3 separate regions of the Homo sapiens genome follow, and all the other regions are linked to region 3. The links are chromatin contacts, found by Hi-C or POLR2A ChIA-PET in ENCODE. All regions are on one chromosome and are shown on one strand. Each heading gives the region's core, a stretch centred on a gene start or an enhancer-like site at or near the end of the contact. The rest is flanking DNA. Distances are from core to core; before and after follow the strand shown. Region 1 holds the start of TMEM14C (transmembrane protein 14C). Region 2 holds the start of ELOVL2 (ELOVL fatty acid elongase 2). Region 3 holds the start of SYCP2L (synaptonemal complex protein 2 like).

Region 1 (4,464 bases), core at 1,537-4,036, 160 kb before region 3:
TCCCCACGAGCAGATGGAGCCGGCTCCGGTCTCGGCCAGCCCCAGGGAGGGCCCCGCACAGCGCAGCGGCGGGCTGAAGGGCTCCTCGAGCCTGGCCGATGCTAAGGAGGCACCGAGAGCAAGCGAAGGCTGCTAGTGAGAGGTGACGACGTGCTGGCAGTCCTCAGAGCCCTCGCTCTCGGCGCCTCCTCTTCCTGGGCTCCCACTTTGGAGGCACTTGAGCCCTTTAGCCCACCGCTGCACTGTGGGAACCCCTTTCTGGGCTGGCCAAGGCCAGAGCTGGCTCCCTCAGCTTGCAGGGAGGTGTGGAGGAAGAGGCGCGAGCGGAAACCAGGGCTGCGCGCGGCGCTTCCGCGCCAGTTGGAGTTCCGGGTGGGCGTGGGCTTGGCGGGCCCCGCACTCGGAGCAGCCGGCCGGCCGGCCCTGGGCAATGAGGGGCTTGGCACCCAGGCCAGCGGCTGCAGAGGGTGTACTGGGTCCCCCAGCAGTGCCAGCCCACCGGCGCTGCGTTGGATTTCTCGCGGGGCCTTAGCTGCCTTCCGACGGGGCAGGGCTCGGAACCTGCAGCCCGCCATGCCTGAGCCTCCCACCACCTCCGTGGGCTCCTGTAGGGCCCGAGCCTCCCTGATGAGCACCACCCCCTGCTCCACAGGGCCCAGTCCCATCAACCACCCAAGAGCTGAGAAGTGTGGGCGCAGGGCGCAGGACTGGAAGGCAGCTCCACCTGCAGCCCTGGTGTGGGATCCACTGGGTGAAGCCAGCTGGGTTAAGTCTGGTGGGGAGGTGGAGAACCTTTATGTTTAGCTCAGGGATTGTAAATACACCAATTGGCACTCTATATCTAGCTCAAGGTTTGTAAACACACCAATCAGCCCCCTGTGTCTGGCTCAGGGTTTGTGAATGCACCAATGGACACTGTATCTAGCTACTCTGGTGGGGACCGTGGAGAACCTTTATGTCTAGCTTAGGGATTGTAAATACACCAATCGGCACTCTGTATCTAGCTCAAGGTTTGTAAACACACCAGTCAGCACCGTGTGTCTAGCTCAGGGTTTGTGAATGCACCAATCCACACTCTGTATCTAGCTACTCTGGCAGGACCTTGGAGAACCTTTGTGTGGACACTCTATAGCTAATCTGGTGGGGACGTGGAGAACTTTTGTATCTAGCTCAGGGATTGTAAACGCACCAATCAGCACCCTGTCAAAACAGACCACTCGGCTCTACCAATCAGCAGGATGTGGGTGGGGCCAGATAAGAGAATAAAAGCAGGCTGCCCAAGCCAGTAGTTGTAACGCACTTGGGTTTTCTTCTATGTGGAGGAGGCTTTGTTCTTTCTCTTTTTCTTTTTGCAACAAATATTGCTGTTGCTCGGTGCTTAGGTCCTGTGTTGTCTTTACAAGTGGTAACGCTCACTGCGAAGATTTGCAGTTTTGCTCCCAAAGCTACGAAGACCACGATCCCACCGGAAAGAACAAACATATTCCAGACGCACTGCCTTAAGAGCTTTAACATTCGTTATAGAAGTCTGTAGCTTTGCTCCTTGAGCCAGTCCAAAGCTAGGGAGACCACGATCCCACCGGGAAGAACAAACAATTCCAGACACACTGCCTTAAGAGCTTTAACATCCACCACAGAGGTCTGTAGCTTTGCTCGTTGAGCCAGTGAGACAGCAAACCCACCAGCAGAAAAACTCCCTGAATACTTCTAAACATCGGAAGAAAAACTCTAGAGACACTGCTTTTAAGAACTAACACTCATCGCGAGGGTCTGCAGCTTTCTCAAGTCAGACCAAGAAGCCATCAATTTTGAACACACTGGCACGTTGTGATCTCTCACTATCTCCACTAAAAATAACAAAAATTAGCCTGGCAGCCAGGGGTGGTGGTACAGGCCTATAATCCCAGCTACTCAGGCAGCTGAGGCAGGAGAATCAGTTGAACATGGGAGTCAGAGGTAGTGGTGAGACAAGATCATACGCTGCACTCCAGCCTGGGCAATAGAGTGAGACTCCACATAAAAAAAAAAAAAACTTGGCTGGAATTCGCTTTATTCACTGACAATTATATTGGTCAGATTTGTGTATGTTGATACTTGTAGGGGATGGAGAGGGAGAAGTCAACGATGACAGCAAATTTTAGTGTAGAGCAACTAAGAGAATGGTGGTGCAGGAAACGGAATAGGAGTGACTCCAAGTGGGAATGGAGATAATATGCTGTGGATATTTTGGGTCCACAGAGCTGGGTAAAAATCAGGTTTAACTTACTCCCCATCCCCCTTTAAGATGCTTCTCAAGCAGCCTCACTCCCTAAAACAAACGGATATTTGGCTTTGAGCCACATTATTCTGCAGCCCCCGTATTTTCTTCCAGGCAGGCCCTTCCTGGTGTAGACAAGATCGGGCTTGAGTGACACTCCTCCCTGATGGCCTGCATCTGGTTTATACCCTGTAACTTGTTCCTCTATTAATGGGGTCCTTCAAAATCCAGCCTCAGATTCCCTGGTCCCGCAGCGGTGGCCTCACCTCTGGCGTGGCCGAGCTCACGTGGTCCGGCTTGTGCAAGTCCCAGGTCCAACTCCGGGTCTCCTGCTTTTGGCCACTCAGGATTGGACCTGGGACTGATACTGGTCGGCCCTGCAGGCGCTGCGGACAGGGGAAGCACAGAGATTCCCCGCCGCGTTCCCTGGACTCAGGAGCTCGCCGCGATGCCCCGCCCCACTCTCCACCCGCTGAATGCAGGGCGCATGCTGCTACTTGGCGGCTCAAGCCCCGCCCGCACCGTCCCCATTCTCTGACCGCCCCTCTCCCGGTACACTGCGCAGGCACAACAGAGCCGCTCCCCTCTCCTCGCCCCGCCACCGGGACGGAGAGCGCCCGCCGCTGCATTTCCGGCGACACCTCGCAGTCATTCCTGCGGCTTGCGCGCCCTTGTAGACAGCCGGGGCCTTCGTGAGACCGGTGCGAGTATTTGGGGATTATTCTTATTTTCTGCCACTTTTAACTTTTAGGGATTATTTAGGAGTTTCACGGCCGTCTGCTTTTCGTCCCCCCGATTCAGCGGGCCTTCAGGCCGTGTGGTCGGTGCTTTTCTCGTTGGGTATTTTCTGCTTTTAAAAGAAGTTGTGGATGCGCGGAGCCCCTGGGCTCCTGAGGCAAAGGCTTACCCATGTAGCATAGTGTTGCCTCGTTTCTTGGTGATTTTCTTGCTCCATCTCTTTAAAAGCCTCCCTTACTCGGTGCCGTCTCGAGTTAAGAACTGTGGGCAAGATCCCAAGCCCGCTGCCCTTCCCTGTTTTATGGAAACTTAATTCTTTTTTTTTTTTTTTTTGTCCTTGAGGGAGGGACTTGCTCTGTCGCCCATGCTTGAGTGCAGTTGCCTGAATATGTCTCATTGCAGCCTCTGCCTCCTGGGCTCAAGCCATCCTCCCACTTCAGCCTCCCAAGTAGCTGGGATTTACAGTCGCATATCACCATGCGCGATTAATTTTTTTATATTTTTTAGTAGACAATGGGTTTCACTATGTTGGCCAGGCTGGTCTTGAACTCCTAACCCCAGGTGATCCGCCCGCCTCGGCCTCCTAAAGTACTGGGATGACAGGCGTCAGCCACTGCGCTTGGCCTAATTCTTTAAACAGAATAAACGGGGTATGCATTGCTTTCATCTTTTGGCTCACTGGACACAGGATACTTTCTGTAAGAAAATAGAAGCTGTTTTTCCAAGGGTGTAGTGTCACATGTGAATATGACCACTGTTTCCGTATATTTTATCCTCTCCTACTACTGCCCTCCTAACAAGAACTGTGAGTTGGACGCAGAAGTTTCTAAAAAAGTTGAGCTTTGAAATTGGCTGTTGCAGCAGGGATGAAAAGCAACACCCCTACCTCCCCTCAAAAGAGACATTAAAGTAGTTGGATTAAGGGCACGGGAGTATTTGCTTTTGAATTTAGTGATAACATGGGTAGCTGATGAAATGACTAACACATTCCCTGATTTTAGAGCTGGTCAGTGGATCTTGCTGAGTTTCCCGTGGGCCTATGTGATTAAAACTGAGGTTTTCATGACAATGGTCAGCATCTGTTCAGGGTTTACTAGGTGCTAAGCACCTTTACATGTGACATCCATTGAATGCTCACTACAGCCCCAGGAAATCGGTACCAGTGTTATCCTCATGGTACAGTGAAGAATACTGAGACTTAGGTTGCGTAGCTTGCAGGTTGGACACACTTCTTTCTGACTGCTGGAGAGCTGTGCTTTTAACTACCTCTGATCCAGCTTGTTTTCTGCAGGTGCAGGCCTGGGGTAGTCTCCTGTCTGGACAGAGAAGAGAAAAATGCAGGACACTGGCTCAGTGTGAGTGCAGTAAATGGGTATGGAGTAGCCAGGAGCTTCTGGAAACCAGAGTTCCTTTCCTTAGCTGAAAAGAACCTTAAGAGTAGACTGCCTGGGATGGCATGGGGGATGGGA
Region 2 (3,949 bases), core at 614-3,113, 160 kb after region 3:
TTCAAGAGCTTGCCCTTGATTTTAGCTCTTTTAGGTTAACATTCCCATGACTTTCCTATTCAGCTAAAGAGATTTCCTTGGACTTATTCCCTTACTCACTACAATTCCTACCTATACTTTAGGACAAAGCTTCAGAGCCCAAAAGGAGAGCCAGTTGGTCCTAAAAATGCTTTGTCCACTCTGATGCCAAGGTGCAAAGAGCATGAAGCGACAGACAAGGCATAAGAGATAGCCGCCTAGACTCGTCATTGAAGGCTGCCAAAATCGGGTCCCTCCTGTCGGGAGTATCTCCCTCCTCCCAAACTTCACTTGAGACTCTCATCATTACAAATGTCAACTGCATAATCTTTGCAGTTACTCCCCACCTGTGCATTAACATAAAGCAGCTTGCTTTATTGGGTTAATTCAAAAGAGTTATCAAGTACCTACTGTGCGCCAGGCACTGCTGTAGGTACTAGAAATCTAGCAAGCAATGAACGAAATGACAAAAATCTGTGTCTTCCTGAAACCTATATTCTGGTAGAGGAGACGTTCAAGAAACAAGCTAAAGAAACAAAATATGCAGTACGCTAACTAATACATGCTCAAGAGAAGACAAATGAAGCAGGCAAGGGGAATATACACTGTGGTGGGCGGGGTAGGAAAGGTTGGAATTTTAAGATTAAGTGGTCACACATAATCAGGCAGATGGTACGTGCCTAAAAGGGTAGCCAGAGCAAAATCAGATGGAGTGGGGAAGAGAAAGGAAGTGCGCTTATTTTAACAAGTCCTGAAGTGGAGAGAAAACCCTACGGGAAGGGGGTGAGGCAAACACTGAATATGGACCACTGAAGACAAACGCGGATTTCACATTTTGCCTAAAGACCAGTCCTTTGAGGATGGCACAACAGATGTTCTCCCTTTGTAACCAAAGAACCAGGCTCTGCTACTAAAACTGTCAGGCAGTTCATCGGACACGGGTGAACACACACACACACACACACACACACACAGCTTACTGTCAGGCAGTTCATCGGACACGGGTGAACACACACACACACACACACAGCTTACTGCCGAGGAGAAAGAAGCGTTACTAATCCAGAGTGGAGGACTGGCCTGGGAAATCGGGCAGAGAGAGGAGTTGTCGGAAAGAACACACCAGAAGCCCCTCCGAGCCCAGACACTGATAGAAACCCAGCCGCTTCCCAAGCCAATCTGCAAACCCAGGAGGCACCCACGAGTGCACAGACACACCCCCGGGGTGCAGGCGCGGTGAAGGGAGGAGAGGGGCAAGAGCTTGACCGTTAGGGCCCGAACCCCAGAACTCCCGAGGCAGGGTGTGTGCCGCGCGCGGGAAACGCCGTTCTCCGCTCCAGGCGTCGGCGGGCGGTGGCGAGAGCAGGTTCGGGGGTCCGGAGGGTCGGAGGGTGGGCTGCGCGCGGGAATGGCCGCCGCGAAGGAGGGGCGGCTTCCTCGGGCATCCCGGGCGCCCGGCCCCGTGCATGCAACAGGGGACTGGGCGCGAGCGGGCGCCTCGAGGTGCCGGGGCGGGACCGGGGAGAGGGGACCGAGACAAAGTTCCCGAGACCCGCGGGCCTCGGGCCGACCCGCGCGCCCCCGGCCCAAACGCTCAGCTCCCGCTCCCCAGGCCCGCGCGGACCCGGCCCCTCCGAGGGTAGCGGGTTCCAGCGGCGAACCCGCAGCGCCCGCGCCGGCGCCCGCTCGGCCCTTTCCCGCCCGGTGCGTGGGTCCAGGAGAGAAAGAAAGCGCGGCGGTGTCGGTGGCGGCGCGCGGCCCCACTCACCATGATCCGCAGCGGCTGTGGCGCGGCGACCCGGGCGGGCGGCGATGCGCTGTCCAGGGTAGCCGGGTCCCTCTGCCCGGCGCTATCTCGGCGCCCGCGCCGGTTACCCCCACCCACACCCACGCCCGGCGCGCGCACACCCGCCCGCGCCTCCCCGCCCCCTCGGGCTCGCGCCGCCGCCGCGCGGCGCTCCGAGCCTCGGGGCCGTTTCGTCCCCGCCCCCTCTCCCACAGGGGCCTCGCCGGCCGCCGCGCCAGGAGGGCGCGCGGGGGAGGGGCGCAGGGCAAGTGAGGCGGCGCCCCCCGCCCCTGCGGCCTCGCGCGCCCCCTCCTGGGCGACCGACCTCGCCCTCGCGTCCGCGGCGTCCCCTGCCGGCCGGGCGGCGATTTGCAGGTCCAGCCGGCGCCGGTTTCGCGCGGCGGCTCAACGTCCACGGAGCCCCAGGAATACCCACCCGCTGCCCAGATCGGCAGCCGCTGCTGCGGGGAGAAGCAGTATCGTGCAGGGCGGGCACGCTGGTCTTGCTTACAGTTGGGCTTCGGTGGGTTTGAAGCACACATTAGGGGGAAATGGCTCTGTTCCTGCAGGTTTGCGCAGTCTGGGTTTCTTAGGTTTAGGGGGTTGGGTGGGTTTCTCTGGGGGTGCGGTGGGAAGCGGATCAGTTCGGATAACGGCCCTGAGCAAGAGTCTCTGTCCCGCTCCCGGCCTGACGCGGGGCTTCCAGCGGACACGACCAACGGTGAGCGCACCCTCTTCACTGTGAACAGAACGGTGGCCTCCTAGAGCCTGCGCTTCTAGTTACTTTAGTTGTGTGTGTGGCCCAAGTGAAAGACGTCGAAAAAATTGGACTTGCCTGAGTATTACATGAACTTTCTTCCATTTCTCCCTCAAGCATGGGAAGTTGGCGGGCGTGGTGGTTCCCTCCTGTAATCCCAGCACTTTGGGAGGCTGAGGCAGGCGAATCACTTGAGGTCAGGAGTTCGGGACCAGCCTGGGCAACATGGCGAAACCCCGCCTCTTAAATAAAAAATACAAAAATTAGCTGGGTGTGGTGGCCTGCGCCTGTGATCCCAGCCACTCGGGAGGCTGAGGTGAAGGATGGCTTGAGCCCTGGAGGTGGAGGCTGCAGTGAGCCGAGATCACGCCACTGCACTCCAGCCTGGGCGACAGAATGAGACCCTGTCTCAAAAAAAAAAAAAAAAAAAAAAAATGTTTACCACATGTGAGGCTCATGTGGTAAACATGTTTATTGGGGTTGAGAGCAGCCCGTGTGGCTGTGCACGGAGGTACCTGCACCATACACTTAGCATCCCACACCTGGGGCGGTGTGGGAGCCCTTGCAGAGTTTTGTGCAGTAGCAGAGTGAGTAACTGTAGGTACCGGGGCTAAATCTTAACTGTCATACAATCACCTAATATATAGTTTCCTAATAGAGAGTTTTTCTTCCTAATATAGAATTTCTGTAGCTGAAGTGGTAAATATTAGGCATATATTTGTTTATAAAAGGCGGATGATTTTATGACCATAAACAGGTTAACCTAGTCTGATAAAAATCTCAGGAGTCAGCTCTGCCACATACTGGGTGTGTGGTATTGGGTTGGTTACCTAAACTGTCTATGCTCCAGTTTCCTGATTTACGAATTTGGGATAAAATAGCACTTAACATTACATGTAGCTGTTAGGGTTAAATTAATATGGGTAAAACTCTAGAAAAATATCTGGTACAAAAGTACTAGTTATTGATTTGTTATCAATTTGATGCATTTGAGAATCAGAAAGTGATATTCTATTTAATGCTGGCATATTTTTATAAAAAAGTGTGGCCCAAATCAAAGATACAATTTGATTTCAGCTTCACTTACTTTGTTCACTCAGCAAAGATTTCAGTGCCTACTATGTGCTAGGCGTTTTGGTAACAGCTAGGGTTACAGTGATGAAGAAAAACACAGTCCCTGCTGTTAGGAGTTTTTAGAACCTGTGATGATCTATATTATGATATTGAGAGACTTGAAGGAAATTCACACGAATAGTCCCCAAATATTGTTTTTCCTTGGAATGATTTTATTCTTTCTGTTTTACCTGTGTTCTTTCTTCTATTTGATACGTGTTATATTTGAAAGCTATAAAAGTAGCTTCCACGTCTTTTGGATATTGAATGATAAA
Region 3 (4,077 bases), core at 31-2,530:
AGGAAAAAAACTTGCGTTTGAATTTCCTTGGTTTAGATTAAAATAGGTAAATTAATGTAAGAATGTTTACATTATACTTTCCAGGAAATTGATATGACAGGCTTTGACATAAACATTGTTTTGAACGGACTAGAAATGTGTGCAAGTCCTGGGCTAACAGGGGTTCTGGTTTTGTTATGTTTTGCTTTGGTGTAGACAAATATCTTCCGTACATATTATGACTTGAAATACTCACAGGTCTAGTTATAATACAAGTTGATTTTTACACAAAGGATGTTTGGATTGGAGGGGTCTTTTTTTTGTTTTTTGTGGAAAACTCTAGTCCAATTTAATTTTGCCACCGTGTTCACACAACTGGCCACCTATCCGAATCAGCCTAGCCATTGGTACGCATACTTGTCAGGTTAAAGGAAATAGGCAAACAAAGAAACAAAAAAACAAAAACAAAAACAAAACTATTTGCTTTGATTAAAAAAAAAAATTCCCCTTCCTCCCCACCACGGTACTTAAAAAACAACCACCAAACACACTTTGTGTGTGTGTGAAATCAGGAATGTATTAATAATATCGGGTACAAGTCTGGTTACCATAGGAAAGGGTTCGGCTTCTGTCTGCACACATCAATGGACCAAAAACTGCTCCTCTGGCTGTTTTTTTTTTGAGACGGAGTCTCACTCTGTCCCCCAGGCTGGAGTGCAGTGGCGAGATCTCCGCTCACTGCAACCTCCGCCTCCCGGGTTCAAGTGATTCTCCTGCCTCAGCCTCCCCAACAGCTAGGATTACAGGCACGTGCACCGCGCCCGGCTAATTTTTTGTATTTTTAGTAGAGACAAGGTTTCACCATGTTGACCAGACTGGTCTTGAACTCCTGACCTCAAGTGATCCACCAGCCTCGGCCACCCAAAGTGCTGGGATTACAGGCGTGAGCCACCGCGCCTGGCCGCCCCTCTGGCTTTTTAAGGCGGGGCAAAAACTTGGAACAGCTACCACAAAGCGAACGCCTATCTGTTTGGAATTTCGCAAATAAGGAACGTTTAAATGACGTAGTTCACATCCTTTGAGTGCTGGCTTTCTCTTAAAGGGTGAGTGCGTGCGCCCAGGTGGTTTGGCCTGTGTGCGCTAGTTACTTGCACGCGCTTCTTGAGTCTCAAAACACAGAGCTCTAGTAAACTTCAGGGGGCGGATTCGTCAATTACAGTTGCGGAAGAAGACTCGACTCGAAGAGCGGTCCGCCACCAGGGCTCTTTCGGCAGCGCCCCCAGCGGGCGGGGCTCTTGGGCGGGGAAGCAGGAGAGGGCCGACCGAGCGCAACAAAGCTGAGCGGCGCGTCGCTTCAGGAACGAAGAAGCCTCGTTATGCAAGCGGTGAGTGACCCCCGAAGGGCCCGGACCTTCTGTCCACAGTGCTAGGGCGCGCGAGGGCGCGGGGTCCCTGGGGCTCAGGTTCTGCCGCCTTGAGGTGTTCGCTCAGAGACCGGGTGCTGGGCATAGTCCCCCGCCACCTCCTTGGGTTTGCTCGGAGTGTATTGGCAGCCTGCGGGGAGACCAGGCAGAATAGAAACCTCGGATCCCTAGCTAAATAGCGCTCAGGGAAAGGGGAACCGGAGAATTCGTGTTCGGAAAGCAATGAGATAGTTCTTTTCTAGTTGCTTTGCGTATTTTCCTAGCCGGTTTTCCAGCCCTCTTTCCACCTTGCTGCGTAGAAAGTGCAGAAGTGTTAAGCAACCCCAAGTGCTGGGACTTCATTTAACCGAACGACAAAGGACAGCCCCTAAGATAAAGCTACAATTATTACTTATCAATAAATAATAAAAAAAAACACATGAAGTTTGAGCCCACCCAGGGACGCCAAAAACAACAAACAAAAACCACCTGGGGCGTGTTTCTAACATTCTTCTGCCTGGGTTCCTGGTGGTAGAAATTCTGATGTAATTGGTCTACGGTGGGCCGGTAGTTTGTTAGTTTGTTAGTGAGGACGCCAGGTGATTCTGATAGCCAGGGGTAACTGCTTGCCTAGATCCAGGAACTCACTCTTGTTCTCCATAAAATCCATCTGTCATCTGGCGCCATCTTCCCAGCCATGGGGAAACAGATTTGGGACAGAAACCTTTCTAACATCAAGCTACGCTTAAATTCAGAGCACTTAAGCATAACCTCCTCACCCTCTCCATCCCTGTTACATTGAAAGCTGCCATTCACTGAGCCATTTTTATGTGCCCAGGCACTATGCTAAGAACATTACAGACATTCTGTCAGTCAGTCCTCACTCCAATCCTTCCATATAGGTGTTACCATCTTTTTTTTTTTTTTTTTTTTTTTTTTTTTTTTTTTTTTTTTTTTTTTTGAGACGGAGTCTCATTCTGTCGCCCAGGCTGGAGTGCAGTGGCGTGATCTTGGCTCACTGCAACCTCTGCCTCCCGGGTTCAAGCGATTCTCCTACCTCAGCCTCCCGAGTAGCTGAGACTACAGGCGCGCGCCACCACGCCAGGGTAATTTTTGTATTTCTAGTAGAGACGGGGTTTCACCATGTTGGCCAGGATGGTCTCTGTCTCTTGACCTCATGATCTGCCCGCTTCGGCCTCCCAAAGTGCTGGGATTACAGGCGTGAGCCACAGCGCCCGGCTATCATCATGTTTTTTAAATGAGGAGACTGAATCTCAGAGAATCTAACGATCTTTTCTGCCTAAACCATCCCACTTTCTGATTTTCCTGTCAGGTTCCTACCCACAAAAGCTGCCACATGATCTTCACAGAAGGGGGATACCTTTCTGTGTACTAGAGTGGCTCCAGAAATTCCAGAAACAGGAAGCATTTCTTTGGAATTTGCAAAGTACTGACCACCAAGGCCAGAGAAGGTTGAAAGGAGGTAGAAATAAAAATAAGCAGAGCATCTCTGCATACGAATTGAACTGAAGGAGAGATAGGGCCGTGTCTATAGAGAAAAGAGGTAAAGAAGCTTAACATAAAGGCTCCCGGGAATATTTTCTTTGGGATGGGAAGTATTTCCCACTAATTCAGAATTTGTTGACAAAACTTAGAAATTATAGATACGTAGCATAGTGTTTATTTGATGTCAGTTTATGCTATGAATTAACACCCTTTTTTTTTTGATACGGAGTCTCACTCTGTCACCCAGGCTGGAGCGCAGTGGCTGGATCTCGGCTCACTGCAACCTCCACCTCCTGGGTTCGAGTGATTCTCCTTCCTCAGCCTCACGAGTAGCTGGGTCTACAGTCACGTGCCACTGCGCCCAGCTAATTTTTGTATTTTTTAGTAGAGACGGGTTTCACCATATTGGACAGGCTGGTCTCGAACTCCTGACCTCATGATATGCCCGCCTTGGCCTCCCAAAGTGCTGGGATTACAGGCGTGAGCCACTGCGCCTGGCCTAACACCCAATTTTAATTGTAGCTTTAGCTGTTCCTCCTATCTCACTTTTGCCTCTACTCAATTATCCACTAACACAATGGTTCTTTTTCTTTGCCTTTATCATTTATTTTTAATTGACACATATATTAATTGACACATAGTAATTGCACATGTTAATTGGGTGTAGTGTGATATTTCCATATGTGTATACAGTGTGTAATGATCAAATCAGGGTAATTATGCATATCCATCACCTCAAATATTTATTTCTTTGTGTTGGGAATGTTCAAAATCTACTCGTATAGCTATTTGAAAATATACAATAAGTTGTACATTATAGTCACCTTGCAGTACTATCTTACTCTAGAACTTACTCCTTCCAGCTAGCTGTAATTTTGTGTTCATTAACTAACCTCTGCCTATCTCACTTCCTCTTTTCTAGTGACCACTATTCTCTCTACTTCTATGAGATCAGCCTTTTTTTTTTTTTTTTTTTTTGAGATGGAGTTTCACTCTTGCTTCCCCAGCTGGAGTGCAATAGTGCAACCTTAGCTCATTGCAACCTCCGCGTCCCGGGTTCAAGCGATTCTCTTGCTTCAGCCTCCCCCGTAGCTGGGATTACAGGCATGCGCCACCCTGCCCGGATAATTTTCTATTTTTAGTAGAGACAGGGTTTTGTCATGTTGGCCAGGCTGGTCTCCAACTCCTG

Evidence for each region. A loop is a pair of places that touch in the nucleus more often than their neighbours do. ChIA-PET counts read pairs that join two places held with the same protein, here RNA polymerase II (POLR2A). Pooled maps may share reads with other maps.
Region 1: a loop to region 3 is called in a map of K562, with 6 times the contacts of the local background. The contact joins the promoter of TMEM14C here to the promoter of SYCP2L in region 3. A Hi-C loop is called at or near these places in 1 of 168 maps with a recorded cell type or tissue (K562), 4 of 37 single-sample maps with no recorded cell type and 3 of 50 pooled maps. POLR2A ChIA-PET finds 5 or more read pairs at or near these places in 3 of 52 experiments (H1, K562 and WTC11).
Region 2: a loop to region 3 is called in a pooled map, with 8 times the contacts of the local background. The contact joins the promoter of ELOVL2 here to the promoter of SYCP2L in region 3. A Hi-C loop is called at or near these places in 2 of 37 single-sample maps with no recorded cell type and 8 of 50 pooled maps. POLR2A ChIA-PET finds 5 or more read pairs at or near these places in 2 of 52 experiments (HEK293T and OCI-LY7).

Annotation. Positions count from the first base shown.
Region 1 is chr6:10,720,284-10,724,747 of GRCh38, forward strand. It overlaps TMEM14C (transmembrane protein 14C), which reads left to right and starts at 2,787. Exons shown (of 6, transcript NM_016462.4): 1 at 2,787-2,958; 2 at 4,287-4,350. The coding sequence starts at 4,331. RefSeq lists silencers at 1-3, 334-473, 2,718-2,847 and an enhancer at 2,787-3,683.
Region 2 is chr6:11,042,442-11,046,390 of GRCh38, forward strand. ELOVL2 (ELOVL fatty acid elongase 2) reads right to left here and starts at 1,864. Exons shown (of 8, transcript NM_017770.4): 1 at 1,787-1,864. The coding sequence starts at 1,789. It overlaps ELOVL2-AS1 (ELOVL2 antisense RNA 1), which reads left to right and starts at 1,317. Exons shown (of 5, transcript NR_038964.1): 1 at 1,317-1,384. RefSeq lists a silencer at 1,760-1,959 and enhancers at 2,394-2,894, 2,895-3,395.
Region 3 is chr6:10,885,772-10,889,848 of GRCh38, forward strand. SYCP2L (synaptonemal complex protein 2 like) reads left to right here and starts at 1,281. Exons shown (of 30, transcript NM_001040274.3): 1 at 1,281-1,364. The coding sequence starts at 1,356. RefSeq lists an enhancer at 448-1,216.